Regions from separate parts of the Homo sapiens genome. Here region 1 is linked to region 2. The links are chromatin loops, found by intact Hi-C in ENCODE. Cell type or tissue: uterus. All regions are shown on one strand. Links, peaks and the distances in the headings refer to the core of each region. The heading gives the core; the rest is flanking DNA.

Evidence for each region. Hi-C counts contacts between places; a loop is a spot of excess contacts. Peaks named below come from ENCODE experiments on the same cell type or tissue, not always from the same donor. Only the 100,000 strongest peaks of a DNase experiment are listed, where the experiment ranks them.
Region 1: it touches region 2 in a loop (5-fold over the local background); 13 of 110 quality-filtered maps call a loop at or near these places.

What each region holds. Positions count from the first base shown.
Region 1 is chr12:23,058,484-23,074,742 of GRCh38, forward strand. The region is part of intron 10 of LINC02955 (long intergenic non-protein coding RNA 2955); the gene reads left to right. Among named protein-coding and RNA genes, the nearest start is that of LINC02955, 370 kb to the left of the region's middle. RefSeq lists an enhancer at 65-3,327. In uterus, for the core only: no CTCF peak of the experiment used is centred there; no DNase peak of the experiment used is centred there.
Region 2 is chr12:22,701,910-22,718,168 of GRCh38, forward strand. All of the region lies in intron 1 of LINC02955 (long intergenic non-protein coding RNA 2955), which reads left to right. Among named protein-coding and RNA genes, the nearest start is that of LINC02955, 10 kb to the left of the region's middle. In uterus, for the core only: a CTCF peak has its summit at 7,571 (motif pointing right); no DNase peak of the experiment used is centred there.

The DNA.
Region 1 (16,259 bases), core at 2,672-10,671, 360 kb after region 2:
AGCAAAAATGTTTACTTGCTATGCTTCCGCTTTGCACTATAGTGAATGTGGTAGCTTCTGGAAACTGCCCTGGAAAGTTAGGTGACACAATGAATTATTTTTGGAATGGTAATTTAAGTCACTAACATCATTACTTCTCATTTTCTTCATGCTTTTGGACACCATTGGAGGTGGGGAAGGAGTACATTACTGTAATGTGGGGGTCATATAATATGAAATAACTGAATTCGTAACTCTTCTACCTACTTGGCAGAAAAATCAATGGGCTGCATTTTATCATTGCACATGGGGACAGTTATGTAGTGCTCTATAGATTATAAACATTTGGTGGGACTCTAGGAAAAGCTAGAGAGGAATATCTAGATAAAAATTAATGACAAGTATACTTAGAATGTCCTGGAACAGTAAAGAATAAGAATTTCTTTTATGTCAGTGACCTAACATCTTCACTTGCCATGTCAAACCTTTTCATTTGTTTTAATCAGTGCTGACAGTGGCCTTCACTACATTACTTGAATCACATTTTTCCACAATGTAAATGCTTCAATTTATAGTCTTTTTTGTATTAAGAACAAATAGGGCAGCCTTAAAAATCATACAGTCATAGGTGTTTGATTCATTTCTTAATTTTGTTGTTGAATTGTTTTGTGGCACTTAGGTTTAGGATCTGTCTTTCCTTGAGGAAAGGACTGTGCATCCTTCATCTTTGTATCTAAGTGTCCTACACTGCACCTTGCACATTATAGACCCTCAATATTTGCTGACTAAATGCTGGACTGACTGAGTATTCTTAGTGTCTTGAAAGATTTCATGCACAAAGAACGCTTGACTTTTTCCTCAGAGATTACTAGCTCATTCATTCCATCTTACGTTATGATCATTTTGCAGATAAGTAAACTGAGACTCACTAGTAATTTGCCACAGACTTTGTAATTATACCAGGGATCAATGTTCCTAGCTATAGTGAAAAAATTCATAAATTTAAAGAGGAAACACTATGTGTACCAAAATATAGGCTGTGATAAAAAAGAGAGGAATACTGTTCACCATTTCTGATCTTGACAGAGAGGTTAGGTTTAAATCTCAGAACTAACTTCATTTTTACAGTTATTTATCATTCATTGAAAGAAGTTGCTTCGAGTTGTCATGGCATTTGGTCGTAAAGAATTAGTCCATCAGCTTTAGCTTATTAGTGCTCTCGGAAAAAAAAATGAGCCTTGTCTTTCTTTGAATTTGTAATGCATGCATTTGTAGGACGTAAAGCTTTCCCTAGGTGCTGGCACAACAACGTACATTTTACTGAGCTGACTTACAACGTGGTCTGGTCTCTAAGAGATTGCAGCAACAAACGAAGGCATAAGTAAAATGGGAGAGCTCTGTGCTGTGCATGGTCCATCAACATTAATGAGCATTATAAATGTTCTACGAATGAAGTACAAAATGGACCTCTGAAGTTGTTTTTATTGGTATTTATTAATGGGACAATCAATCAGTTCTGTGGCACTTATAAACACGTTGAACAGATAAGGTTCCTGCCCTGAGAAGCTTAGAGTCTAATTCAAAGTTATGACAGCTATCATAATACATTTTAGTGAGCTGGGTTACTCTCCAAAGCATCATGACACCCATAGGACAGTGGAATATGGTCCTGGTCATTGATGAGCTGGATTCATTGCTTTAGCCAAATAATATTTCAGAACCATCCCAAACACTGCTGCTCTCACCAATGGGGGTGATTATGTAGGTACTGATCACTCACGTTAAGGGAGAGGATAAAGAACTAAGACAGAATTTTGGAAAATAGAAGTAAGCAAATAAAAAAGCACACAGAGAACTTCCAATTGCCATACTGACTCTATAAAAGCCTCCAATCTGGCATTAATCATTTCAGTCACTTATAAGCAGGTTTGTGTCTCCCTTTTCATAAGCGTCTCGCCCTGCTATAAATGACATTCTGTTTTATGAAAGTATAATGTGAAAATCTACTGATAAGCCAAATAATAAAAACTTTATAGCATGTCAGGGCTTTTTTATTATTATTATTTAACCTCAATCAAGTTATAATACTGAACACATGTATTCTTGGCCTAAATCACCTTGTCAAGTTTAACTGTATATTCAGCTTCATTTACGTGACATACGATCTAATATTGGAGAACAACAATACCATTGTAGTGTTAATTGAAAACTCCAAACTGAGAGCCAGAAGAAACCACTGGTCTGATTGCTGAGGGTCCCAGGGAAGGGGATCTATTCCCACACCTGCAGTTGGTCCATAACACTAACATTGTTACCAACATCTGGGTCTAATCAGTCCAGAAGCCCTCATATGCTGCTCCTGGGGCACATAAATTAAGCATTACATTCATTTTAAAAGCCCCCTCTTTCAGTTTTTTAAGGACAAGATAGATTCATGGCTCCACAGAGTCTAACAAAGTAGAAACCACAAACAGAGTAAGCTACTACCACAGGCCTCGTGGACTTGACTTACCAACTCTTTGCCACTTAAATAATGGAATTTTATGTTCAGCCCTGGCTATCAAAAATGTGTTTCCACCGAAAGTGAAGTTTGACTGAAAAGCTGCATTAAAAATAAAAGCAAATCCTCAGAAAGTGAGCCAATTTGTATAAATCAGACTTTATGTAAGGATATGAGATAATATCTAACAGAGAAATATAAGCTTAGGAGTCATAATTTGCCTCATTCACTTCATAACTGGAAGGCCTCTTAGAACTGACTCTTCATAGTGTACTTTAAGAAGGTTTGCATCCAAAGGGACTATTCAGAATGAAAGTTAAAAAGTTTTAGATCTTTCAGTGGGACTTTGGATGGCTGGTTTCTGAGGATAAAGGGTCTGCTTGACCTGGTAATTATTTTCTGCAACTGCTCTGCAAAGTGTAGCTGTTAGAATAAGTTCTGCTGCCACTCAACATGAGTGAAAACTAAATACCCTCTTATGTTTTATGCAGATGCCCTAGGTAACCAAAGAGTTCTAAAAGAGAAAGTAGCCTGTACAATTTTTGCAGCAACGCTTATTAAAGATATAAATACAAAAGAAAACAAAATAACAGAAAAAAAAAAAACCATTGACAGTTTTGCAAACTACTTGCTTATGTGTTTGAGACCAATTTGTTGTAGGGGAGAATTTTTAACTTGTTTGGTTTTGGTTATTTTCTCTCTTTCTCTGTTTCTTCTTCTGTTATATTACAAGAAAAAAGAATTGCCTGTGTAGCTCAAGAGGCTGGGAAGTTAGGAAAATAATTCTGTGGGTTGATAAAGTTTGTGCTAGTTGGATAACTGTTTTATTTATTTGTTGGCTCCGATATGGCAGCTGGCCTTCAAGGATTTCATGTGCACTGGATAAATTACCTATCTAATGAGCATCTCTGAATGGTCTAACATTGGAAGATAGTAAATGAATGAGATTAATGATCACCAAATAGAAGTGGGAAGAGGGAAGACATTGTTCCTTGGATTTATATCCAAAAATAGGATAGGCATTTTTTTCCCTTAATATTATAGAGAACATTTGGTGATATGGTTGGTACTTCATCTCACCCAGGTACTTCATCATTGGCTCAAATTATTTTATCTAGTCATAGTCTGCATATGAATAGGCATTACCTATAGCCTTATGAATAAAAAAAAAAAACCTAACTGGTATGTTTATGTTTAAAAATGCAGTGGTTCATAAGGAAATAGCATTTTGCATAATAGATTTCCAGAATTCTTGGGTAGAGCACAGATAAGAAAATTGATGATCCCCAAAGGTACTGCACAGTTCAGGATATGATATTCATAAAAATGGCCTGATTCACGAAGAAAGATTCAAATAATATTCAAACTACCATTTTTTTTTTTTAAAAACAGGATATACTTTTACATTTAAAAAAATGCTCCTTACTCCACCGCCCCCAAAATCAGTTTCAAAGTCAATGTTTCAATTATCTGAAGAATGCAGGGATATAAGGATGGGTAGTTCAACAAAGCCAGGTACATAAGTAAAACCTGTATAGACATTTGGATTTGTCATTAGAGTGCAAGGAATAATGGAGCAAGAAGAACAGAGCATATTCTATGTGCCAGAAACTGAAGTAGGCATTTTGTGGTAGGACTCATGGCTAAGGCCATTCTCTTCTTCTAAACTAGCTAGTTCACTAGCCTGTTTCTTACAATGCAGCTGTTTTGTGGAAATATTTATGTTATTAGTCTTTGATTTGGGTTAGAGAAGTTGGAGGTGTTCTCACATTCAATGTGTTGTGAATAATATATTGCACTCACATTCTACTTTTTGTGATTTATATTTTGAAGATAGCTTAAAGCTAGTTCAAGGCTACCACATCTGTTTGAAGAATAATGCACAATTTATAAAGGTATAGGGTTTCTTTCACTTGTTTAATGAGAAGTGATAGGCACAGTATGAGGCTGGGTGAATTCCCACAAGACAGACTAAAAAAGTGTTGACAATTTTCCATTTCCCAAATAATGCATGTGGTAAAACCCCACAGTATATCCGTTTAAAAGCATCTCAATATTCAGTTTAAATGTGTTTTCAATACCTTGTTCCAGTAAGATTAGTTTTGTAATTCCAAATACTTTCAGGAAGTGAGTATGCAATTTGCTAACAGACCATTCGATGTAGACTTGAAACGCAACCTAAGTTATCAAATTTTAGTTTGTTACCTTGAGAAGTTGTAGAATACCCACAGTTGTCCAAAATCTGGATTTGTATCCATTTCTAGTGCTCCATGGTGGGGGAACCACGGGGTTATATAAAGAAAAATTTGAGAGCTACTGCACCCTTAATATCAGGGCAATCTACGTTTCCCCAGACAAAAATGAGGTTGGGTCACGAAAGGATCACAGTAACAAGGTTCAAAAGAACAATCCTCTAAATCAGCCACAACTTGAATAATTGCTGACTCCTCATATTCTTCCCAAATATTATTAATAGATTCCATTAACTGAGTCTATTACACACCAAGTGCATGGTAGGTGGTCTATATGCATTATCTTATTTAATTACCATAACAGAAAGACAAAGAGAATTAAACAACTGCAGCCCATAGAGACTAAGCAACATGCCCAAAGCCACACAACTAACAGGATTACCTGATACTTTACATAGTTCTTTTATAGGATTTGTCACAATTTGTATTTATGTATTGACATAATTATTGATTAGTGGCTCTCTCCTATCTTGTAAGGGCAGGGACTGTATCAATTTTACACCTAGAGCCTGGAACAGTGCCTAGCACATTATAGGTGCTTATTCATTTATTGTCCTTATCATTTGCCTATAGCTGCCTCCAATCCAAGTGGCCATGGTAATATACGCCCATATTTTTCTGCTCCCATGACTTCGATGGTAACATTAAAGAAGGAAATGTGGACTTTTGAGTTTCCCGTGACTCTTCTTATATCTTAAGTGGAGTTTTTGTTACGGCTTTTTTATTTTATTTTAGCCATCTCCCTACCGCAGGCCTCTCCACAGGCACAGTCTCCAGTGAGGAAAGTGAAACTATGGGACGATGTTAGTAGGACCTGCCTTGGTAGACTTCAATATTACCCTTTCCTTATGATCTCAATGGACCAAACTTGACCTCTTCAACTCTTTCTGCCGTTAGAAAGGAAAATCTTTCTCATATGCCTCTGAGGTTTCTTGCATATTAGGCCTCTGTTGGACCTCAGACTTTGTGAGCTGCAGGGTACTCAAGGTTACGCTCTTAAGCAGGGGCTCCTGCTATGCTTGAGTTTGCGTTGTTTTTAGAGGGCTTTCCAATCTGCAATAAGACAGAATTTGTGAACCGGTGCCCCCACTCACAAAACACATTGCCTCCAAGTGCTTCTAAGAAAAATGTGACCTAGCCAAGGATTAACAGAAAATGAGAAGTTGGAAGAGTTGATGTTAAAATGGAAGAGTAATATACTTGACATTAGGGCTCTGCCAAAAATGTTGTACTTTTATTGCCAGTTTTGGACTAACCCGATAGACACTGAGGTCACTCTGGTCTTCTTTCACGTTCTTTGTCATGGGGTTCTTTCCAGCTTGAGAAACTTGATGCAGGGTGTTTCCTCTGCTTGGGCTGTCCACTACACCTCCCGTTTCCATGTTGCCACATTCCCTTTCCTCCACTGGGTTTCAGCCTGAATATCACTTCACCAGAGAAGCGATGAGGAACATTAGGAAACCTTCACTTGGCCCCTGTAATTCTTTCTTAGCACCCTGTATATTTCCTTCACAGCACTTGCCACAATTTGTGCCTTTATATTGTTTTATTTATTTATTGATGTAATATCTATCTCCTTTCCTCCAACCTACTTGAAGGCAGGACCATATCTGTCTTAATCAAGGCTTCTTCTAACACCAAGAGCTCTGGCAAGATTAGAAAATGTGCCCACTGATGTCCCACCGACTGAGCATATTTTGCAGGGCACAATCTGTTTCCCCAGATCTTACGACAGGTCTTGACACCTAAGAGCAATATCTTATTTGTTGAATGAAATCATAAAATATAATCGTCTTCTCTTCTGAGATACTTTTCTTTCTGCCAATTTGGATTACATAGTTCCCCCAGGTCTCAAGGCCTCAGTGATCTTTTGCCTTAAGAAACTCTCAGAAATGACATTTGGGAATTACTTGGATATTAGGTACCTATGCTATTCTTCTGTTGTATGTCCTTTAAATAGCTTTTTGTCTTTTTCCCAAATTATATGATTATTTGTATATGTCCAAAAAATTAAAGCTTAGAGCAACATTGGTGGGAAATGGGAACTTATAACCATGTTAGTACTGAAATAGTAGCAAAGGCAGATTGCTGCAGTGGAGGGTGCCTGTAATCCCAGCTACTTGGAAGGCTGAAGTGGAAGAATTGCTTGAGCCCAGGAGTCTGAGGCTGCAGTAAACTATGGTTGCAGCACCACACTGCATTCCAGCCTGGGCAACAGAACATGATCCTATCTCAAAAAACAAAAACAAAATCAAAACAAAACAACCACAAAAATCAATAACAATGACTAGTGAAAACTTGAGTCTTCACAGAGATTTCTGTCCAGCCATCAGCTTAAAAGATAAGAGACACTTTGAAAAAAAAACAACAACAACAAAAAACCCATGGGATAAGGACAGGGAACTAAATGACCAAATTCCCAGTAAATTTTAGTGGCACAATTATTTAATAAAATCACATCTACAAACATTGATTTATTTTAAAATAAGAATAAGCATAAGTAAAACACATACTGTGGAAGGCAAAATCACGTTTAGATGTGTAAAAACCTACTGTAGGAGAACAATATGGGACAGGGTAGCAAAGAATTAAAGTGCATAAAAATGTATTTAATAAATAATCAACAAAGTGCAATGGACAGAGTACTCGAGAATAGTTTGGACTAGATGCTTTTTTTAGTGGGATTCTTTCTCTTAAGTATTAACCTGTTTAATTGGAAATGAAATATTTGTTTTTTTTAATGGGAAATCTGCATTTCATTGTAAACTAGAACACATTGTCCTCGACGTCTTTACTCTTTGCTAACATATTCTAAGTTTCTTTTGTGTTTAATATTTAATATAGAAAGAGAAACAGTACCAAAAAGCCTAGAATAGAGGCATATTTATATACAGGTTCTAATCACTGTTTTTGGCCCTTGGACAAAATTGTAAGAATGATTTCAAAGCCAGTGCCTGAACTCTGTTTGGGCTCATTCAGCCCAAGCTTGTGAGTTAGGCTCCTCTTTTGCCACTAGCTCAGCCTTTCTACCCCAACCTGAGTCATTCCAACCCACACATCTGATTTCACACACAAAGAAACTTGTAATGTTAATTCTAAAATTATAGACATCATTACTGAGCTAATCATTGTATTACGCAATCATTTTTGTTGTAATTGTTCCAATGAACCAACATGTTTTTTAACAATTTATATAGAGGACAATAGACTTTATTAACTTCTATATTCAATGAAAAGTCAGATCACTGGTTAGAGTTCACTATTTCTCTTGACTGTGCTTTGGAAAATTATATTAATTGCAGAATTAAATGAAATAGAAAATTTCCTTATTCTACTACTGATGGTATTTTCTCCCTGTGCCTCAGTTTCTTTATAAAATGGAGATAAAATATTTGATTTGTCACCTTATTGTTCTATTTATTAAGGTAATGCTAGTGGATATAACTGATAAATCCCACATTCTCAATGGCCTGACAAAATAAAATCTGGCACTTGTTCAACATAAGTATTCCTATCTGAGTATATCCTCTGTAATTAGTGGTTTAGGAGCCATGTTGCTTCCATATTCTGGTTACATCATCTTCACATGTGGCCTCCAAATTTACTGAGGAAGGGGAATGACGCTGTGGGAAAAGAAGAACTGATACACACAGCTACAGCCTGTAAACGACACACATCACACCTCATGCACAAGCACAATGCACATCCCATTCCTAGATATAAGGGAGCAGGGAAATGTCGTCCTAGCTGGGCAGCTGCCTCCAGCAGTAACTCTACACTAAGGAGGGGAAATAGGATCCTTTGGCGGTCAGCTAGCCTCTTTAACAACGCCTGTTTGTAGAGTTGCAGGGAGGACTAAATTAATGAATCCAGGTGAAAAGCTTAGAACAGTAGCCATTATATACAAACTAGGGATAGAGAACCCTTCCTCCTCCTCCTCCTCCTTTCTCTTCTTCCTTCTCCTCCTCCTTCACATTTTCTTATGATGCTTAAATAGTTACCCCTATATTACTACTTGAAACTCAGCAATTGCTCTTTATAATCAACATTTACCCTTTTCTTAGGATATTTTTCTCTAACTTTTGCAAAATTATTAATATTCTATTTCCTTTTGTTTTATCTTTTGCATACATTTGGGCCTCTAACGTATACTTAGATTATCAAGAATCATAGTTGGATTATCATGAATATCTAGGTTTTGTGATGCCTCTGGGAAAATCTTTTGTTAGAGGATACTTTGTTCTTTCTCTTTTCATGGAGAAAGCAATCTGAAATTTCGGCTGGAGAAAACATATAAATTTGTCTGACTCTTCTCAAAAGCCTGGTCCTCAATTAAACTGCCTCAAAGGTAGCACACGCTCCTTGTTTGGAGGGTTGGTTGTTATTCCCATAATTAACTTTAAGGTCACATGTGCCAGGACAATGTTCTCCTATCTATACAGACATATTCTGAAGTATGTCCTAGAATTTAGTTTTGGTTTTACCACTTAAGATAGTAGAATTGTTGTCTGGGCCAACTCTTCCAATCTTTCCTTCCTGCCGTGAATCTTTAGGTCCAGGAAACACACATAGCTTTTTTTTTTTTTTTTTTTCCTCCAACTTGTACATTTTGCGTTTGTATAGACTGAAGCACACTTTGTTAACAAGAAAATGTCTCAGTATACCATCTGTAATTTCAGTTTTCAGTTTACTGTATATTTGCTGAAGCAGCGGTTAAGAGAAACGTGCAGCTAATAGAATAATGTGTAACAAATAGTGAATTGTATGTATTTTAAAGGGTTATACTTTGGCATCTTCCCCTTGCAATCTTGAGAGAATGAAACTGGACTTGCTCTCATACCAAAAAGAACAACACTAGGCAAAATAAATATGGCAAATATTTTTAGGAATTGAACAACAGGTAGTTCAAGATTGTAATTTCTTTTCTTTTTTTTTTTTTTTTTTTTTTTTTAGACAGAGTCTTGCTCTGTCGTCCAGGCTGGAGTGCAGTGGTGTGATCTTGGCTCACTGCAACCTCTGCTTCCCAGGTTCCAGTGATTCTCCTGCCTCAGCCTCCCGAGTAGCTGGGACTACAGGCGCCCGCCACCACGCCCAGCTAATTTTTGTATTTTTTAGTAGAGATGGGGTTTCACTATATTTGCCAGGCTGGTCTTGACCTCCTGACTTTGTGATCCACCCGCCTCGGCCTCCCAAAGTGCTGGGATTACAAGCATGAGTCACCGCACCTGGCCCAAGATTGTAATTTTTGAGAAAAAATAAAAAAAAATATGAGATGAGGTCTAGAAATGGTTATGATCACCCGCAGCTTTTCCTACAGGCACTGTCCTGCCACAGAGCAGGCTTATGGAACTTAAGTAGAGTAGCAGTCTCACTTTGCAGAGAAGGAGATTGGAATTTTAGGCTATCTCAGTTCCTGAAATTTGCTGAGCAAGGTACCTGAAAGGCAAAAGCTTCACAGATGAAGGTGCCTAAAAGTCTATGGAGGAGTTTACTGCATGTTGTTGGCAAATGATTGAGATGCATGTGCACAAGACAAGTTGCCAAGAGTCCCAGCAGAGATTTCCTGATACATTGATGGGAGATTTGGGGGTTTCAGCCCAGCCAACATAAAAAGACTTTGCTAAAAGACTTAGATGTTCAGTTGAGACTCCATACCCTAGAGTAAGGAGCATGTGCCAGGACTAAGCTTAAAATTGGAATAAATCTGCCATAACAAAAAATAAAATCAAACCTAATAGACCAAAAGTTTCTGCCAATAATTTAATTGCCTTTCAGAAGAAATTCAACATCCCTTAAAGAAAGATCACATAATCCAGACTCTCCACTACATATCATTCACAATGATAAAACAATTACTAGACATGCAAAGAAACACGAAATAGTGGCCCACAGTCAAAAGAAATATCAGTCATTATAAACAAATCCTATGATGATCTAGATATTTGAATTAGTAGACAAGGCCTTTAAAATAGCTATTATCAATGTGTTTAAGGACTAAATGTAAAGTGTGATTATAATTAATGAACAGAAAGGAAATCTCAGCAGAGAATTAGGAACTATGAAAAGTTAATCAAAAGAAAATTCTAGAACTGAAAACATGATAATTGAAATTTAAAAGAAAAAAATTACTGGGCTGAGCAGTCCCTCTTCTGAGTAGATAAAGAAACTGAAATCACTACCTTATAAAGATATCTGCACTCTCAAGTTAATTTGCAGCATTATTTCCTATAGCCAAGATATGGAAACAACCAAAGTGTCCATCAATGGATGAATGGATAAAGAAATTGTGATACACTCACACGCACACCAACATGCACCATACACAGAAAAACAAACTGTATGATTTTACGTATATGTGGAATCTTTTTAAAAAAGTACAATAAGTGGAAATAGGAAATAAAATTGTTGTTACCGGGGGTGAGAGAGTGAGACAGAGAAAATGGGGAGATGTAGGTCAAAGAATACAAAGTAGCAGATATGTAGCATGAACAAGTCTAGAGATCTGATGTACATCATGAGGACTACAGTTAATGAAATTTTATTGTATTTGTGATTTTTGCTAAGAGAGTAGATTTTAGGTGCTCTTGCCACCAAAAAGGGGTAACTAAGGGTAACTATAGGAGATGATGGATATGTTCATTTGCTTGACTCTTACAACCATTTCACCATATATATCAAAACATGTTGTACAACTAAAATATATACAATAAAAGAAGTAAAAAAAGAAAGTAAAAAAAAAATCCCTAGGTAGGCTTAACAGCACATTTAAAATGGCAGTAAGGGACAGTGAATTTGAAGGTATATTGTTAGAAATTATCTAATCTGAAGAACAGAGAGAAAAAAGACTGAAAAAAAAATAGCGCCTCATTGACATGACAGAAATTTCCTAATGACTAAAAGATCAATTTCAATTCATCAGGAAGACAGAGCAATTGTAGATGCATATGTTCCTAATAGCGTGTCAAACTATGTGAAGCATGAATTTATAGAACAAAAGGGAAAACAGACAAATTCACAATCATAGTTGAAAATTTCAATATCCTACTCTCAATAATTGATAGTAAAAGTAGACAAGAAAATAGTAAAGAATATCTGAACAACACTATCAACTACCTTAACCTGCTTGACATTTATTTAATACAATACTCAACAACATAAAATAAATCTCAGTACATTTCAACAAACTAAAATCTTTGAGCAACAGTGGAATTAAATTAAATGTCAACAATAGCTTGGTATAAGAGAAGTCCCAAAACTTGTAAATTAAACAATCTACTTGTAAATAACTTATAGGTCAAAGAAGAAATTACAGGGAAAATGAGAAATACTAAAACTGAGCAATCATGAAAACACAACATATCAAAATTTGTGGTATGGAACTAAAGCAGTATGTAAAGAAACATTTATAATTTTAAATGCTTATTTTTTTTATTATACTTTAAGTTTTAGGGTACATGTGCACATTGTGCAGGTTAGTTACATATGTATACATGTGCCATGCTGGTGCGCTGCACCCACTAACTCGTCATCTAGCATTAGGTATATCTCCCAGTGCTATACCTCCCCCCTCCCACCACCCCACAACAGTCCCCAGAGCGTGATGTTCCCCTTCCTGTGTCCATGTGATCTCATTGTTCAATTCCCACCTATGAGTGAGAATATGCGGTGTTTGGTTTTTTGTTCTTGCGATGGTTTACTGAGAATGATGATTTCCAATTTCATCCATGTCCCTACAAAGGACATGAACTCATCATTTTTTATGGCTGCATAGTATTCCATGGTGTATATGTGCCACATTTTCTTAATCCAGTCTATCATTGTTGGACATTTGGGTTGGTTCCAAGTCTTTGCTATTGTGAATAATGCCGCAGTAAACATACGTGTGCATGTGTCTTTATAGCAGCATGATTTATAGTCCTTTGGGTATATACCCAGTAATGGGATGGCTGGGTCAAATGGTATTTCCAGTTCCAGATCCCTGAGGAATCGCCACACTGACTTCCACAATGGTTGAACTAGTTTACAGTCCCACCAACAGTGTAAAAGTGTTCCTATTTCTCCACATCCTCTCCAGCACCTGTTGTTTCCTGACTTTTGAATGATCACCATTCTAACTGGTGTGAGATGGTATCTCATTGTGGTATTGATTTGCATTTCTCTGATGGCCTGTGATGATGAGCATTTTTTCATGTGTTTTTTGGCTGCATAAATGTCTTCTTTTGAGAAGTGTCTGTTCATGTCCTTCGCCCACTTTTTGATGGGGTTGTTTGTTTTTTTCTTGTAAATATGTTTGAGTTCATTTTAGATTCTGGATATTAGCCCTTTGTCAGATGAGTAGGTTGCGAAAATTTTCTCCCATTCTGTAGGTTGCCTGTTCACTCTGATGGTAGTTTCTTTTGCTGTGCAGAAGCTCTTTAGTTTAATTAGATCCCATTTGTCAATTCTGGCTTTTGTTGCCATTGCTTTTGGTGTTTTAGACATGAAGTCCTTGCCCATTCCTATGTCCTCAATGGTAATGCCTAGGTTTTCTTCTAGGGTTTTTATGGTTTTAGGTCTAATATTTAAGTCTTTAATCCATCTTGAATTGATTTTTGTCTAAGGTGTAAGGAAGGGATCCAGTTTCAGCTTTCTACATATGGCTAGCCAGTTTTCCCAGCACCATTTATTAAATAGGGAATCCTTTCCCCATTGCTTGTTTTTCTCAGGTTTGTCAAAGATGAGATAGTTGTAGATATGCGGCGTTATTTCTGAGGGCTCTGTTCTGTTCCATTGATCTATATCTCTGTTTTGGTACCAGTACCATGCTGTTTTGGTGACTGTAGCCTTGTAGTATAGTTTGAAGTCAGGGTGTGATGCCCCCAGCTTTGTTCTTTTGGCTTAGGATTGACTTGGCGATGCGGGCTCTTTTTTGGTTCCATATGAACTTTAAAGTAGTTTTTTCCAATTCTGTGAAGAAAGTCATTGGTAGCTTGATGGGGATGGCATTGAATCTATAAATTACCTTGGGCAGTATGGCTATTTTCACGATATTGATTCTTCCTACCCATGAGCATGGAATGTTCTTCCATTTGTTTGTATCCTCTTTTATTTCCTTGAGCAGTGGTTTGTAGATCTCCTTGAAGAGGTCCTTCACTTCCCTTGTAAGTTGGATTCCTAGGTATTTTATTCTCTTTGAAGCAATTGTGAATGGGAGTTCACTCATGATTTGGCTCTCTGTTTGTCTGTTGTTGGTGTATAAGAATACTTGTGATTTTTGTACATTGATTTTGTATCCTGAGACTCTGCTGAAGTTGCTTATCAGCTTAAGGAGATTTTGGGCTGAGACAATGGGGTTTTCTAGATATACAATCATGTCGTCTGCAAAGAGGGACAATTTGACTTCCTCTTTTCCTAATTGAATACCCTTTATTTCCTTCTCCTGCCTAATTGCCCTGGCCAGAACTTCCAACACTATGTTGAATAGGAGTGGTGAGAGAGGGCATCCCTGTCTTGTGCCAGTTTTCAAAGGGAATGCTTCCAGTTTTTGCCCATTCAATATGATATTGGCTGTGGATTTGTCATAGATAGCTCTTATTATTTTGAAATACATCCCATCAATACCTAATTTATTGAGAGTTTTTAGCATGAAGCGTTGTTGAATTTTGTCAAAGGCTTTTACTGCATCTATTGAGATAATCATGTGGTTTTTGTCTTTGGCTCTGTTTATATGCTGGATTACATTTATTGATTTGCATATATTGAACCAGCCTTGCATCCCAGGGATGAAGGCCACTTGATCATGGTGGATAAGCTTTTTGATGTGCTGCTGGATTCGTTTTGCCAGTATTTTATTGAGGATTTTTGTATCGATGTTCATCAAGGATATTGGTCTAAAATTCTCTTTTTTGGTTGTGTCTCTGCCTGGCTTTGGTATCAGAATGACGCTGGCCTCATAAAATGAGTTAGGGAGGATTCCCTCTTTTTCTATTGATTGGAATAGTTTCAGAAGGAATGGTACCAGCTCCTCCTTATACCTCTGGTAGAATACGGCTGTGAATCCATCTGGTCCTGGACTCTTTTTCGTTGGTAAGCTATTGATTATTGCCACAATTTCAGATCCTGTTATTGGTCTATTCAGAGATTCATCTTCTTCCTGGTTTAGTCTTGGGAGAGTGTATGTGTCGAGGAATTTATCCATTTCTTCTAGATTTTCTAGTTTATTTGCGTAGAGATGTTTGTAGTATTCTCCGATGGTAGTTTGTATTTCTGTGGGATCGGTGGTGATATCCCCTTTATCATTTTTTATTTCGTCTATTTGATTCTTCTCTCTTTTTTTCTTTATTAGTCTTGCTAGCAGTCTATCAATTTTGTTGATCCTTTCAAAAAACCAGCTCCTGGATTCATTAATTTTTTGAAGGGTTTTTTGTGTCTCTATTTCCTTCAGTTCTGCTCTGATTTTAGTTATTTCTTGCCTTCTGCTAGCTTTTGAATGTGTTTGCTCTTGCTTTTCTAGTTCTTTCAATTGTGATGTTAGGGTGTCAATTTTGGATCTTTCCTGCTTTCTCTTGTGGGCATTTAGTGCTATAAATTTCCCTCTACACACTGCTTTGAATGCGTCCCAGAGATTCTGGTATGTTGTGTCTTTGTTCTCGTTGGTTTCAAAGAACATCTTTATTTCTGCCTTCATTTCGTTATGTACCCAGTCGTCATTCAGGAGCAGGTTGTTCAGCTTCCATGTAGTTGAGCGGTTTTGAGTGAGATTCTTAATCCTGAGTTCTAGTTTGATTGCACTGTGGTCTGAGAGATAGTTTGTTATAATCTCTGTTCTTTTACATTTTCTGAGGAGAGCTTTACTTCCAAGTATGTGGTCAATTTTGGAATTGGTGTGGTGCAGTGCTGAAAAAAATGTATATTCTGTTGATTTGGGGTGGAGAGTTCTGTAGATGTCTATTAGGTCCGCTTGGTGCAGAGCTGGGTTCAATTCCTGGGTGTCCTTGTTGACTTTCTGTCTCGTTGATCTGTCTAATGTTGACAGTGGGGTGTTAAAGTCTCCCATTATTAATGTGTGGGAGTCTAAGTCTCTTTGTAGGTCACTCAGGACTTGCTTTATGAATCTGGGTGCTCCTGTATTGGGTGCATATATATTTAGGATAGTTAGCTCTTCTTGTTGAATTAATCCCTTTACCATTATGTAATGGCCTTCTTTGTCTCTTTTGATCTTTGTTGGTTTAAAGTCTGTTTTATCAGAGACTAGGATTGCAACCCCTGCCTTTTTTTGTTTTCCATTTGCTTGGTAGATCTTCCTCCATCCTTTTATTTTTAGCCTATGTGTGTCTCTGCACATGAGATGGGTTTCCTGAATACAGCACACTGATGGGTCTTGACTCTTTATCCAATTTGCCAGTCTGTGTCTTTTAATTGGAGCATTTAGTCCATTGACATTTAAAGTTAATATTGTTATGTGTGAATTTGAGCCTGTCATTATGATGTTAGCTGGTTCTTTTGCTGGTTAGTTGATGTAGTTTCTTCCTAGTCTCAATGGTCTTTAC
Region 2 (16,259 bases), core at 2,921-10,920:
CTGTATTTCTAAGGTGTTTCTGATAGCTGCACAATCATTTAGTTTCCATCGAAAACATTTCACGTATCCTTTCTCCCAGTGATGGACACTCAGGTTGCCTGTAACTTTTCGACACCACAAACAATAATGTATGTCCTCATCATATATCTCCTAATGGACGTAAGTTATAATTTTACTGGGATATAATTTTTTATTATCATTGTATAATGTTACTAAATATATCTGTTATCATTATTTCATAAGGAATGTACCACATAACAATGTTTTGGTTAATGATGGACAACGTATATAATGGTGGTCCCATAAGATGATAATGGAGCTGAAAAATTCATATGGCTTAGTCTGGATAATCTTGACCCTGTGTTGGCCTAGGCTAATGTGTGTGTTTGTGTTTTAGTTTTTAACAAACAAGTTTTAAAAAAATTTTTAAATTGTAAAAAGCATATAGAATAAGGATAGAAAGAAAAAATATTTGTGTACAGTTGCACAATACGATTTATTTAAGTATTATAAAAGAGTCAAAAAGTTAAAAAAGTTTATTCAGTAAAAAAGTTACACTAGGCTAAAGTTAATTTATGATTGAAGAAAGAAAAATATTTTAAAATACATCTAGTGTAGCCTAACTCTACAGTGTTTATAAAGTCTACAGCAGTATACAGTAATGGCGTAGGCCTTCATATTCACTCACCACTCATTCACTGACACCCAGAACGACTTCCAGTCCTGAAACCTCCATTCATGGAAAGTACCTTATACAGGTGTATTACTTTGTATCTTTTGTACTATATATTTACTGTAGGTTTTTAATGTTTAGGTATATTTATATACGCAGATACCACTGTGTTCCAATTGTCTACAGTATTCAGTATAGTAACCAGCTGTACATGTTTGTAATCTAAGAGCAATAGGCTGTACTACACAGCCTAGGTATGTAGTAGGCTGTATCATCTAGGTTTCTGTAGTTACACTTTATGATGTGCACACAATGAGATTGCCTAACAATGCATTTCTCAGTACATATCCTCATGGTTAAGCAACACGTGACCTACTTTCACTAATGATGAACTAGGATGGTGTGCTAGTGGATTGAAATCCATTGGTGTAGTGTGATTATTCAGGAATTTGAAATGAATAAGGGGAATGATAAATATAAAGATAATTGAATTGTTGTTATAAGTTGCATTGATAATCTGTAGATAAAGAAAAGCTGAGGTCAATTAGCAAACAATTGAAAACTAAATAACAGAGCTGGTCTCTTTGGTAACTTACAATGAATTTATTGACTTGATGGTACTCTGTTGGGATATGCAATGTAACATTCTGATAAGGGCTTCAGGGGATGATGCAAACTTGCTACAAGGGCAAAAAATGATGGCCCACATGAATGAGGCCGAAATTCCCGAATTGCTATGACATACATTAGTAAAAGATATTACAGTAAAGGATTGAGAACAGTGGACAGGCTGAACATATAATATTGTATATATAAGGCCAGAAGACACATCAGAAGGTTATGTTTTATAGGGAGGCACAGAGGACACATCATTCACCATGGCCATCAGGAATAAGCTGATGAAAGAGCCACCAGCCAAGAGGTTCAGTGACAGTTCTCTGTAAGCCAGTGCTGTAGGTAGGAGAGGCTATCACAGAACGTTTCTCATGGGTAGCATTGGAAATGATAGTGCTCTGAAGCATAGAGGCCAGATGGTGGTGCTTAACTGCCAGAAATGAGGGGTCATGATTATCAACACAATCAACAAGCTTGAAGTAACAGCCTAGGGAGTTTGACCAGTTGAGAATTATGGAGACTATTATCATCATTAGATGTGAGCACATAGAGCCCCCGCAGTGGTCCCCATGCTTTGCTGTACCATCTAGGTAATTTTAAAAGTCTCTTTATGGTACTGTGACCAGCTGAGATTGGAACTGCCATCCAGGTGGGATGCCCCAAGACTAGACCAAGGCCCTCGTGAGTTTCGGTTCTCATTTCTCCGTTTTGACCCACTAAACTGCATGGGGAGTCAACCATATGCCAAGGCTTTGTTAACATCATCATGATGTGCCATAATATAGTCCAGATAGATCTAAACCATCTGGATACCCAAGAAATCATCATGCCAATCCATTACATCAGTGACATCCTGCTGATCCGGCAGGATGAACAAGAGGTAGCTAACATGCTAAAGGCCTTGGCAAAACACATGTGTGATAATCCTTAAGCAGATTTAGGGACCTGTGACTTAAAATAATTAGGGGTTCAGTGGTAAAGATCATGCTGGGACACCCCCCTCCAAAGTAAAAGACAAAATGTTTTATTGTGCATCTTTGCCTACAAAGAAGAAATCATAGTGTGTAGGAAATCTCTTTGAATTGCAGAGGCAACATATCCTACACCTAGGAATACTGTTTCACCCCATATTGTTGATGATATGGAAGACTGTCAGATTTGAGTGGGGCTTAGAGCTGATAAGAACTTTTCAACAAGTCAAGCCTGTGGTGAAAGTAGCCTGGACACTTAAACGATATGGTTGGTAGACCCTATGATGTTGGCGATGTCAATGGTGGAAAAAGATGTAATACGGAATTTCTCCCAGTGGAGGAATGTCAAATCAGGCCCCTTAGGTTTTGGAGTAGTGTTGCCATCTGCAGCATAGAATTAATTGCCTTCTGAAAAATAGCTGTTGGTATGCTACTGGACCCCAAATAATCAAGAGATGGAGCACTTGATTATGGGCCCCCAGTTATTATGCATTTTGAACTGGCCATCATGATCTGGATTCTGCTGGTCCTACCAGATTAAAAACTCAGATGGGCCCAGTGGCAATTCATTTTAAATTTAAAATAGGAAACCGGGGACTAGACATGAACAGGATAGAAGATAAAAGCAGGTTGAATGGGTGGTTAACCCATCCCTCTATGCTGTTCATCGTATTGGCACCATCACCCCTCCCCAATTTTATATATGGGAGGTCTTACGTGACCAGCTGAAGGTAAAGGAGAAAGCCTGGGCGTGCTTTATAAACAGGTGGCTTCATACGAGTGTAAGCTGGATGTGGATAGCAGCTGAATTACTGCTCCACTCAGGATGGTCTTGAAAGACAGTAGTGAAGGAAAATATTCCTAGTGGACAGAGTTTTGGGTGGTTTATTAGGTTATCCAGTTTGTGTGGAAGGAGGTTATGCTATACAAGGACTCATGGGCAATGATGAGCTGGTCAGAGATGGAAGGAAAGAAGATGTGAAGATTAGTGACAAGATCTGGGAGAGAGACATAGAGTTAGACATATGGGAGTAGGCACGAAGTTTAAGGATCTTTCTGTCATACACTAACATGCCCCAAACATGGAATCCACCATGGACGAGCCACTAAACAACTAAGTAGACAAAATGGCTTGGCCATTTCATATTAGCCAGCTTTCATCAGTGGCCACCCTAGGGCTAACATGATGAGCACATGAATGAAGTGGTCACGTTAGCAGGGATGGAGGCTCTTTGTAGGCTCTATTTGAGTTCCTACCTACCAAGCCTCATCTGCTGCCTCTGAAGCTCTGACCAGCTAACAATAGAAAGCAAACTGAGCCCCTCCTAAGACACAATTCCTCTTCATAGGTGTTACTCCCTGATGAACTTTTGTACTCTCTACTCCTTTTCAGTCTCTGCTTCCCAGAGAACATCACCTGGGACAACACATATTTCCCAAGAAGACATTATCTGCTGCGTTTTTCCCAAAAACATGTGATACTTCTAAAACCACTGTCTGACCCTTGTACCCCTCTTTGCCTAGCATTTGATCTTGCCTCTAATTTCACAAACAATTAAAATGTCCCACTGCATTCCATCCTCAAAACTAAAAATATTATGGATCCTCCTCATTTACTTTTCTTCAGCCTCAGAAGTAAAAATGCTCTTTATCCCATTCAATACTAGTGACTTCCTTTGTGTCCTCTCTTGTTCAATTATTTTCCTCTTAATAATGTTCCCCATAAGACGGGAAATGCAAATGTCTCTTCTTAAAACAAACGTGATAACAATAAATATTTTCCATTACCTGCACCCTTTTCAACATCATAGCTGAAGTTCATGAAAACTCAGTGTACTCTTGGTGTCTCCATTTGTTTATCTTCAGCTTTCATCTATTAAGGTTTTAGTGATTTTTTTTGGTCTGAACAAAATAATTCTCCACACAACTATTTTATATTTATTTATATTTATTCTAATGAGACCAGAGGTTCTTTGTGTTAAATATTTGATTTGTAAATCAATCAGTGGAAAATTTTTGATGAAATCTAAACGCAAACTTCTAAGCACTTGGAAAGAATTAATCTGTCCTCTAGTTAGGGGAGGGAAGTCCAAGGCTGGAGATGTAGATCCAGATAGAGGGGTGGGCGTATGGCATAGGTATTCTTCTTGTGCTACTTCCACAGATATCCTTCTTTTCTCCATGAAGAAGGGAAGTCTTTAGTATTCTCCAAGTCCCTGTAGTAAGAGTGGAGGTCTAATGGTGGGGTGGGGTGGGGTGGGGCAACAAAAGGAAGAAGGGTTATGTGAATAGTCTGACCCATAATATTGACAGATATCACCTCTTTCCCCTACCTCCCTCCTCTCCAAATAATTTCCATTCACTGACATTGACCTCAAGTACATATTGATTTGAGGACTTGACACTAAGGCACACGTAACCAATTGGCTTAACCTTCTGTAAAACTCCATAGGTCTTTCTGTTATTAAGATTCAGATGCTTTTTTAAATTCAGGTGAGCTTCCTATAGTCTCCTTGCTTGATGGCCTTAGGAACTTAGCAGCCTCCTTTCTTTTCTTCTTCTTCTTCTCTTAAAAATGTAACCTTTATTACCTCCCTCTCCCCCTTATTATCACAAAAGTGATACTTGTTCACTGGAGAAAAATCAGAAACTACAGAGAAACCAAAAATTAAATTATTTATAACCCTATTTTCATTTTGGTCTAAGTATTTTCCAGCCTTTCATTATGCTGGCTATCTGTTTGTCTGTGAATGTCATGTACGTACATAAGTTTATTGCATTAGGCCATGACAGAAATGAACCCACATGCACATACAGATGCACACTAAAAAACTGACCACAGTTGTTTTGTAACAACATTTGTTTTGCTTTTCAGAAAAATGTTCATTTCATTTTTAATAGCTGCCTGGGTTTTATTATATGTTATACCATGATTAACTTTGGTAAGTGACTATTCTGGACATTTTAGGTTTTTAGTTTTCTTTTTTTTCCCGTCATATTAACACTGCTGTGAAAAACAGTATTATATTCAAATCTTTGTGCTCAATGTCAATTTCACTTCCTACAAGTGTAATTATGGGTCAAATGATATGCATGTTTCTGATATATTTTGTTGTACTTACTTCTGAAAGACTTAAATTTTTACTCTTACCTGAACTTTGAGAACCCTTGCTAACAGTAGCTAATCATCATTAAGAAATACCTGCCCAGTGTGCTAAGCCACAAACCGTATCTCCTTCTTTTTTTCCTTTTTTTTTTTTTTTTTTTTTTTTGAGACAGAGTCTTGCTCTTTCACCCAGGCTGGAGTGCAGTGGCACAATCTCGGCTCACTGTAACCTCTGCCTTCCAGGCCCAAGCAATTCTCATGCCTCAGCCTACCTAGTAGCTGGGATTATAGGTGTGCACCACCACACCCAGCTAATTTTTTGTATTTTTAGTAGAGATGGGGTTTTACCATGTTAGCCAGGCTGGTCTCAAACTCCTGGTCTTATGTTGATCTGCCTGCCTAGGCCTCTCAAAGTGTTGGGATTACAGGTGTGAGCCACCGCGCCCGGTCAGGTATCACCTTTTCTTCATTAAAGCTCTGGGCACCTGTATCTTGTGGAGATCAAATTCCTACAAACAGCTGCAGAGTAGAAGGCAGCCAATTTTCCTTATATACCCATGCCTTACTGGGCACTGTGCTTGGTTCTGGGACTTCTGAAATAAATACGGCACAGTTCAGTCTCTACCCTGCATTGGAGTTTTGGGGAGCTGGGGGTAGGGGGTTATAGAGAGACCAGTAAATGCATCATTACAATACAGGGAGTTAAGTGTAATAGTGTGGGAATGCTGTGGGAATACTCAGTCGGGGAGTGAGCCGAGTCATGAGTGTTAAGTCTGAATTAAGACTAATCAAGATTGGGAGTTAACCTGGCATAAAAGTGGGTTTTCAGACAGGGATACAGCTTGTACCAATGCAAGGAATTATGGAGTATGCAGTGGCCTAGTTGGGAACAGCAAGGCCGGGTTTGACTGCAGCAGCCTGTGTAAGTTGGGGGAACAGCAGTGAATGATCCTAGAAAGCAGCAGGAGTTGTATTATTAAGAAGTTGGCTGTTAGCATTTAGTATTCTTGTGGTTGTTAAGAAGTGCTGGAAGATATTAAGCGGAAAGTCACATGATCCCATGTGCATTTTGGAGAAGTCACTGGTGCAGTGTGGAGGGTCAGTTGGAGGGGCTCTGGACTGGAAATAGGGGGGCTAGCTAGGAGTCTAGTGCATCAATCCATGCCAGAGATGAGGACTGCAGGGGCTCACACAGGAGGAGAGGACAGGAGGGTGAATTTAAAAGATAATATGGGAGAATGGTAACAGCATTTGGGCTACTTGGACTGTTGCGTATAAGAGAGATAGAATGTCCTGGCTTGGGTCATGTGGCTGAATAGCGGGGCCGTTACAGCCATAGATTCCTTTTGGTTCGACAGTCCAATCCTTTCCTGTCTTACAGTGCCACATTATATGAATATATTATGCTGCTTTGTCACATGCTGTAAGAAAAGTAACTGCTATGGAGTTGAGAAGGTACAAGAAAGGTGAGTAGAATGCTCAAAAATATAAGAGTCAGAAATTATTATAAGATCAGTCAGGCAGGAGATATAATGGTAAAGGGTGACAGGGCAAGACCTCATCTTGAGAAAAAATACTATAAAACCAAAGGCAAGAAATTATTAAGAATTTTTAGTAGAGACAGGGTTTCACCATGTTGACCAGGATGGTCTTGATCTCTTGACTTCATGATCCGCCCGCCTCCGCCTCCCAAAGTGCTGGGATTAGAGACGTGAGCCACCGCGTGGTGGTGGGCACCTGTAGTCCTAGCTGCTTGGGAGGCTGAGGCAGGAAAATCGCTTGAACCTGGGAGGCGAAGGTTGCAGTGAGTGGAGATCACGCCACTGCACTCCAGCCTGCTGACAGAGCAAGACTCCATCTCAAAAAAAAAAAAAAAAAAAAAGAAGAAGAAATCATTAAGTATTGGCACAAGGTGAATAAGAATTTGTTAATAAAGTCTTGAAATACCAAATTGGAAGCTAACCCTGAATATATAAAGGGAGAAATTTGGGACAATGAAGCATAGAAATATTGAGACCTTGTAACAAGTGGGGATAGAGTCTGAAAATATTAGAAGAGTCAAAAAAGTTTATATCACAAATGAGAAATCTCCAATCTGAAGCTTAGATATGGCCTTTAACTAAATTACACCTGGCTCAAGCATAGGGACGATACCCCCACAAATGCCTACAGGTGTGAAAAAACATCATCCTTTGAGTATTTAGGGGCAATATCCTAAAAGACCACAAGGTGGTAATGTAATTTCACGTCTGTTTTTGAGTCTTTAAATTCGTGTTGCTTTCACTCTGATAGTGCCCTCTTTTTCTGTTCGTGTTTATGGCTTTCTCTCTCTGTATTTTGTCTTTTACATTTTTCTGCTGTTTTCTAATTTATGTATCCCTCTTTTGAAATTTTTTCTCTCCGTCACTTCTTATGTTATCTCCTTAACTGGCCATCACTAGAACTAGTGGAATTTTTCCATTATTCACTGAGTAGAATTTAGTTTTGTCACTACATTCAACAGAATTTATTATAGAAAAATTAAAACCTACATGAAAGTGCACAGAATAGTATAGTAAATCTTATGAACCTATCATAGGAGCCAATCACAGCCTTCACCATAGGTCAGTCATCCAGATTCAAGGTCATAAGTTCATGGCCCCTCTTATTTCACCTGTATTCCACTCACTTTCCTGCTTCCTATTTTATTTGAAAGCAAGTTCTAGTTCAGTAACAAGTCCATCTATAAATATATCTGTATATGTCTATCATTCGTGAGGACTCTTGAACCTAATCATGATGCCAGTATTGCTCCTAAAACTAGTAACAATTTCTTAGTATCACAAAATCCAGTTAAAGTTCCAATTTCCAACTGCCCCTTAATGTCAATTAAAAATAATTTTATAATGTGTCTATCAGAATCAGCATTCAAATAAAGTTCAATTTGTGGTTGGTTGGTTTTTCTCTTAATATTTTTTATTCTACAGGTTTCCACTTTCTGTCTCTTTTTTTCAACTTGCAATTTATTTGTTAAGGGAACAGTTATTTTTCTGTAGTTTCCTTCTGTCTGGATTTTTCTGATTGCTGTCAACTTTTAAAATGGGTAGTGAAGCATTTTGTAATTTTCCAAAAAAACTTAAGATGAAGCTAACAACTTGCTTTCTTTGTTCCTGTTGCTGGGCTTCTGAACGTTGCAGAAAAAAAAAAAACTATATACCTGTACAATTTGTGGCACTAGTATTTAGCCTCAGGTGAACTATCAATATGGGTTAGATCATCATTTTTCTTGCCTCTAATAAATTTTATATTTTTCTGTTTCAAACATTTACCATGCTTTTTAAACTCTGAGGTGCATTTTATTTTTCTATCTCCTCCTGCACCACACTCCATCTTTTCTCATTATCTCAGATTGACTTCTTCACTGGTCCTGGCATTCTGGTCTCACTATTTTAAACGAATTCCTTGTCTAAATCCCGGCAAGGGCCACTGCATGATGTTGGGCAGGCTACACTCTGCACAAAGGAACTCAGCTCAAGAGGAAGGGGTGCTCCACCTGTCAGCCTCTGTGCCTTTGTGCCTCTGCCAGGAAGGGGTGTTTTTCTCTAATTTGCACAAATGGGTTAGTGAGCTGGTGGTAGCCCTATTCCTGCCTTCTCTGTAACTTTCAGCAATTCACATTGAGTCCTCCCCTCCATGCCCCACAATGTCCTCTATAAAGATTGTAATGATCATCTGGTTTCTAAATACAGATGGTCTATTTTCTATCTTCTTTCTCTTTTACCTATGTATAGTCAATAGCACATCTGATTGTCCCCAAATGCATTGGGTTCTGCTTTTCAGGATGCTTTCCTCTGGTGTTTTCAGGAACACCCTTCTCTCCCAGTTCTTTTATCTTTCTCATTATTTCTTCCTTGTTTCTTTTTCTGGCTTCTCCTATCTCATAAATGTTCTGTTTGCTCATAGTTTTTCTGCTCCTCTCCCCTGTTCTCCTCATAGGCTCTGTTTTTTTTTTTCTGCTTCCATAGCTTCAGCACCATCTCTAATTCTATACTGATGATCCCAAAATCTCTGAAACCAGTCTCCACCTTTCTCTTGTGCTCCAGTCCCAAACTTCCAACAGCTTTCCACATATGTCAATCTGGAATCCTGTAGATACTTCAAAACCTTTCTGTCTTGTATTCTTGATCTCTGTCATGATCCATCCAGTTTCCCAGGCTAGAAATTTTATAGCAATCTGTCAGTCACTCCACTCTCTCGTGTATTAAATCCAACCAACCCCTAAACTCCTTTTAGTTTACTTCATTTATGGAGGTTCTGTAAGGCAATGTCCTCAGCGCTAAGAATTCAGCAAAAATCCCTACTCTCATGGAACATATAATTTTGTGGGAGACAGAAAATAAACAAATCAATAAATAAGTACATGGTATAAACTATGGTGATAAGTCCATTGGAGACACTTTGACATGTACCTTGTCTGGTGTTTCCTTTCCACCTGCTTTCACTGTTGTCCTGGACTCCAAACAGGTGTCTCTGCTTCTGGCCTTTCTCTCTACCACACTTCCACGTGGTTAGTATTCCTTTAAAAACCCCCCAAAGTCAGGCTTCATAATGCAATGCTTTTGCTCAGAAACACTGTGTGTCCTTACCTGAAAAATAATATTTAGACTCTTAAGCATTGCCACTAGGGCCTAACCTAACCTTTTCCTGTCACTCTCCTCCTCTTCCTTCCTTTCCTCTTCCTGCCTCTATTGCCGCTATTACAGTCAGGTCAAGCTTCTTGCCTTTCCTAGCACGTGCCCTTTTCTAACAGTGTGCTTTAGGATGGCGCCTGTTCTGCTTTGAATACTCTCTTATCATGTTCACGGCTTGAAGGTCACTCCTCTGGGGAATATTTCTTCAGTCTTCTAGGCTAGTTCATATCTGCATCCTCCATGCTGGACTATAACTCTGTTCTTAGCTCTGTAATAAGTTTTAACCTGTTTTTATTGGAATATAAGCCCCAGGTGGTGGTGGAGCAGAAATATTATCTTATGCATCCATGTGACTCGTCATCCACGTGACTCCAGGGCCTACTGTGGGCTTCACCGTTGGTGAAAGAGAAGGCAGTCATCAGTGAGGACAGCCCAGGCTTTGGGGCCAGGCAGCCCAGGGTCTGACCCGCTCTTGGCACTCGCTAGCTTTGGGCAGGTTACTTACGCTGTAGTGCCTCAGTCTCCTCATGTTTAAATGGATGTTGGTAATTGAATATATCTCAGAGAATTGTTGTAAAGACTGGTAGAAATAATGTATATAAATTGCTTCACACGGTGCATGGTAGCCATAAATGCTCAGTAATCCTGGCTTTATCAGATGCTTATAAAATGAATGGAATTAGTATGACCTGTATTCTTAGGATCTCCTGTTAAATGATTGTCCTGTAAGCTAGTAGTCCCCAAGGGAAAAAGAAAAGATTGCTCACCACTGGTTTAGAAAATTCAGAGGGAGTAATTCCATGAAGTACAGTTAAGGGAATCTGGGAATACTTTGATATTGTATTAAATAAAATGGCCCATGCCATTTTATTTTTATTTTATTTTACTTTTTATTTTTTGAGACGGAGTTTCCCTCTTGTCACCCAGGCTGGAATGCAATGGCACGATCTCAGCTGACTGCAACCTCCACCTTCTGGGTTCAAGCGATTCTCCTGCCTCAGCCTCCCAAGTAGCTGGGATTACAGACATGCACCACCATGCCCAGCTAATTTTTGTATTTTTAGTAGAGACCACCATGATAGCCAGGTTGGTCTTGAACTCCTGACCTCAGGTGATCTGCCCGCCTCAGCCTCCCAAAATTCTGGGATTACAGGCGTGAGTCATCATGCCTGGGCCTCATGCCATTTTATACCTCCATCTGGGTCTAACCTGTACCCTTTTTTTTTTTTTTTTTTGAGACGGAGTCTCGCTCTGTCGCCCAGGCTGGAGTGCAGTGGCGGGGATCTCGGCTCACTGCAAGCTCCGCCTCCCGGGTTCACGCCATTCTCCTGCCTCAGCCTCCCAAGTAGCTGGGACTACAGGCGCCCGCCACTACGCCCGGCTAATTTTTTGTATTTTTAGTAGAGACGGGGTTTCACCGTTTTAGCCGGGATGGTCTCGATCTCCTGACCTCGTGATCCGCCCGCCTCGGCCTCCCAAAGTGCTGGGATTACAGGCGTGAGCCACCGCGCCCGGCCTAACCTGTACCCTTTAGTGGGAGTCAAAGTCTCAGTGTCACTTTCTTTAGGGCATCATCATGGCTGTTATGAACTGGGACAAAGAGTTTGTTTTAGAGGAATAATGGAGGTAGAGGCTCTGAGGGGACCATTAACTAGCGCAGCTGCCATTTCAGATGCAAGAAGGAGCAGGTTCACAGCATGTGCCACTCAGGGAGGGAAGAGAAAATGTCAAGGATTGTACTGGGAAGGTGTTGGAACATTTTGCGTGAATGTGGATATTTGGATGAAATGCTTCTAAGGCCTGAAGATGACACGACAGGCTGTAAATAGACAAGGGAGAAAGACAACAGAGAGGGGTGCGCTTCTTTGTGATGAGCACATGGGTTGTATATGGCTCAAATGGTGCAAGGATCCCTGGTATAAAAAATGTTAGCGAAAGCTCTGTTTTCAAAACAGCATCACAGAATAGCTACAACTCTGGATTTGTGGTTTAATGCTGCCACTGCTCCTGATGCATCTAGAATGACTAAAAATGGCTGAGTTAATGAATTCTGTTTTACAACATTAAGGAGGTTTGACACACTTGTTAAAACCTCTGGTTCTAGTGCAAAACAGAATTCCTATGGATGTTCTAAATACTAATCGGAAATGCTTCATTAGTATGAAGAGTATCAGGGTGTGTGTTTTCTTAGGTTGATTAGTAGCTGACTTATGCCATCATGTGGGGGGAATGTCTGTCAGCATCTCCCCCAGACCTTAGATACCTACTATTAATCACTTGTGTTGATGTCACCCACTGGTGCGCAGCCTGGAAGACTCTGCAAAAGGTTAATCTTTCGTAGTTTCTTGGGATTTGGAGGGCAACATTCTGAAAACCTAGTTTTAATTTTGATAAATGAATTTAGCAAGTAGTTAATCCCTGAAAAGATTCAAGATTTACAAGTCAGTCAAGAGATGAAGTTAGCAATTTATTATACATGCGGGGCTCTCCAATCACAAGATAACCCCTAAGCCCTTTGACAAATCAAATGAGAAAGAATCGAACGCCGCGTATAGAGATAAATTCATTACTAGGATTTGCCCCTCCTCTCTGCAGAGCTATAGTCTGTCTTCCCTTCATCAGGAGACCTTTTTCTGCAAACCCTGCTGCGTACGGTTCACTCCCTCATTTTGACCTCTTCTGGCTCTTAGTTTACTACTTAAAATAATGCAGATGATCCATGTGAAAAGTTTTGCTGAGTCTCACTCTCTGGAATGTTGGTTCTTCCCCTAAACAATTTTATCCTGTGGACCCAATGTCTTTGTAACTGACCAAGTCTCTTGTACCCCTTTGACTTCAAAAAAATTTAAGAATATTTTATCCTAAGTGGAAACCATAAGTGAAGATACAGTATACATTTTGGTGTGCTAACCTTCTCCCCTAAATTTTATTCCCTTCTGCATATTGACCTTTGCCCTCTCTCAACTATTTTTTCAAAAGCCATGCATGTACTTTTGTGGCATGTTAGGAGAAGACAGACATATGATTGTTTTTCTGGTTATAAGCTTTGTCTCTGGGTGTAGAATAGATGCCCAGCAATTGTTTTTCAAATTAAAGAATTTCTAAGGGCATGGCATAGTATCTGGAGGGCAACTTCCAGAGTTATTTTTGTCGCATGCTCCCCTTCCATCCCACAAATACATGTTCAAGTGGAACCTCCCTCTTTCTCCTTCTTACTGCCCCCTAGGAGCCATCTTTCTAAAGTGCAGATCTGACCATTTGATTCTGACATTTTTGTTCTTAAAAACCTTCGAGCCCTTCATTGGTTTCTAACTGTTGCTGGGATGAAGGTCACATTCCATATGTGGTTTGTAAAGTCCTCTGTGATTCTGCCTTTATTTCTCTAGCTTTCTCCTACTCATGGCCACCTGTCACTTTATGCTGCAGGCATTTTAAGTAAGTTGTGGTTTCTGGCTTAATTAAGGTATCTAGTCAGTGGAATGTGTGTTAATCAAAAGGGATATCCTAGGAGGGCCTGACCTAATCAGGTGAGCTCTTAAATGAAGTTAGAGATTTGAAGCATGAGAAAGATTCTCCTGCTGTCTTTGAGGAAGTAAGCTGCACCTTGTAGGAGGGTTAGGACCTGAGGGCAGTCTCTAGGAGCTGAGAGTTACTCCTAGCCAACACCAAACAAGTATATTGGACCCTTAGTCCTATCGATGAAAGGAACTAAACTCTGACAACAATCTGAATAAGTTGGGAAGGGAACTCTGGGTCACAGATGAGATCAGAGCACTGGCTGACAGCTTACTTTCAGCTTGGTGAGACCCTGAACAGAGGGCCCAGTTAATCTGTACTGGCCTCCTGACTCACGGACCTTGTGAAATACAAATTTTGTTTTGTATTGTTAAGGGTTTTTGTTGTTACTGTGTTTTTAGGGATGGGGTCTTTCTATGTTGCCCAGGCTGGCCTCAAACTCCTGGGCTGTAACGATCCTCCCACATCAGCCTTCTGAGTAGCTGGGACTAAAGATGTGCACCACTGCACCCAGATAAGTTTTTTTGTAATTTGTTATGCAGTATTAGAAAACTAGTACAGAAGGACAGAGAGAAAGGATAGAAGGAGGAGAGAAGGAAAATGAAAAGGAAGGAGCAGAGGGATGAAGGAAAAAAGAAAGGAAGGAAGGAAAGACGAAAGGAGGGCAGGGAGAAAAAAAGGACATTTGGTTAGGATTTTGTCTCCTTGTCTTTCCGAGGACAGAAAGGCATACCTAGCCATAATTCATACTTTTTTTTTGGTAGAGTAATAAATAAGTCTTCATGAAGTCCTGTGTGGTTTGTAAGCTTCTAGATTATAATTTATTGGAGATTTGCAAATTTACCACAGTATATCATAAGCACGTGCCACTTTTGTTTTAGCTTGATTCTTTTAAGGTTGAGGACCACTAAAAATGTTAATTTTCCTAACGGAGTTTGTGTATTTCTTTCCTCCTGGATAGGCTTTTTAGATTTTTCATCCTTTCATCCTTCTGCACTTGCCCATTTTTTGCTGGAGGGTTGTTTGTCTTTTTCTCAAGGATTTATAAGAGTACTTTATAAAATATGGATATTAATCTGTTTTCAGTTATATGAGTTGAAAATAATTCTTTCCAGATTGCAGGATAACCTTTTACTCTCTTGATGCCATCTTTTGTTGAATAGCAGTTTTAAATTTTAATGTAATAAAATTGATCAGTCTTTTCCTTTATGAGTTATACCTTTTTGCTATTAAAAACTATTTTATAAAGATATTTAAAAGACATTCCCTTACCGTTTTCTTTAGTTTTAAAGTTTTGTCTTCAATGTTTTCTTTTCCATATGGATAACCAATTTTCCTCACACCATTTACTGAATAGTCTATCCTTTTTCCAGTGATCTCTAATGTAGGATCTGATATAAATTAGGTTTTTATAGACGCCTGGTCTGTATCATATTCTGTTGATTCAGTTGTCTGTTCTCACACCAATACCACACTGTCTTAATAACTTTCACTCAAAGTTTTCCCATGTGGTAAAGCACTTTGTTCTTCCTTTTTAGGAGCATCTGGGCTTTTCTTAGCTATTGGCTTTTCCAAATGATTTTCACCCCACCGAAACATTTTGCTATTAAAAGTCCAAAAGTAGAGTTAAAAGGATTTTACAGTAAACAAACACTCATGAACCCACCACCTAGATTCTATAATTCACATTTTATTATTTTTCCTTGTCACATAAATATCCATCTTTCTATCTGTCCATTAATTCTACATGAGATTTTTTAAATTAGCTTTTAATGTCCCTTAAAAACCTTATTGGACTGTGACTGAAATTAAATTGAATGTATAGAATAATTAGGGGTAATTGACATTGTTATAATACATACCTATTCATATAATTCATGAACATGGTATGTCTCTAATTTATGTAAGTTATCTTTCATACCTTCCAGTAAGGTATTGTGTTTTTCTTCATAGAAATCTTGGGAAGCTTTTGTTAAGTTTATTCACACAACTTTCTTTTATTGTTGGATTTTAAGTGGTATTTTAAAAAGTTATTTATATATTATATTTTTGAGATGGATTCATAGTCTATTATCCAGGCTGGAGTACAGTGGTGTGATCTCAGCTCCCTGCAACCTCCACCTCCCAGGCTCAAGCAATTATCACGCCTCAGCCTCCTGAGTAGCTGGGACTACAGGAGTATGCCAGCGCACCTGTCTAATTTTTATATTTTTAGTAGAGACAGTGTTTCACCATGTTGGCCAGGCTGTTCTTGAACTCCTGGCCTCAACTGATCTGCCTGCCTTGGCCTCCTAGAGTGCTGGGATTACACACATAAGTCACCACACCTGGCCCTAAAAGTTATACATTCTAAAGGTCTATTTCTGGTATATAAAACTATAATTGTACTTCTTACCTGGGTAATAAAATAATCTGTACACCAAATCCCCATGACACAAGTTTACCTATATAAGAAACCTGTTAATGTAGCCCTTAACCTAAAGTAAAAGTTTTTTAAAAACTTAATAAAAAAATAAAATGCAGTTGCCTTTTTAATATTGATCTTCACACCAATAATCTTATACCAGGCCATTTAAAATTTTTTATGGTTCCAACATTATATATTCTTTCTAGTTTTCTATATATACAGCCATATAGTCTGTAAATAATAGTTGTTGTTGGTTTTTCTTTTCCAGTTATCACACTTGTTTTTTTTTTTTTTTTTTTTG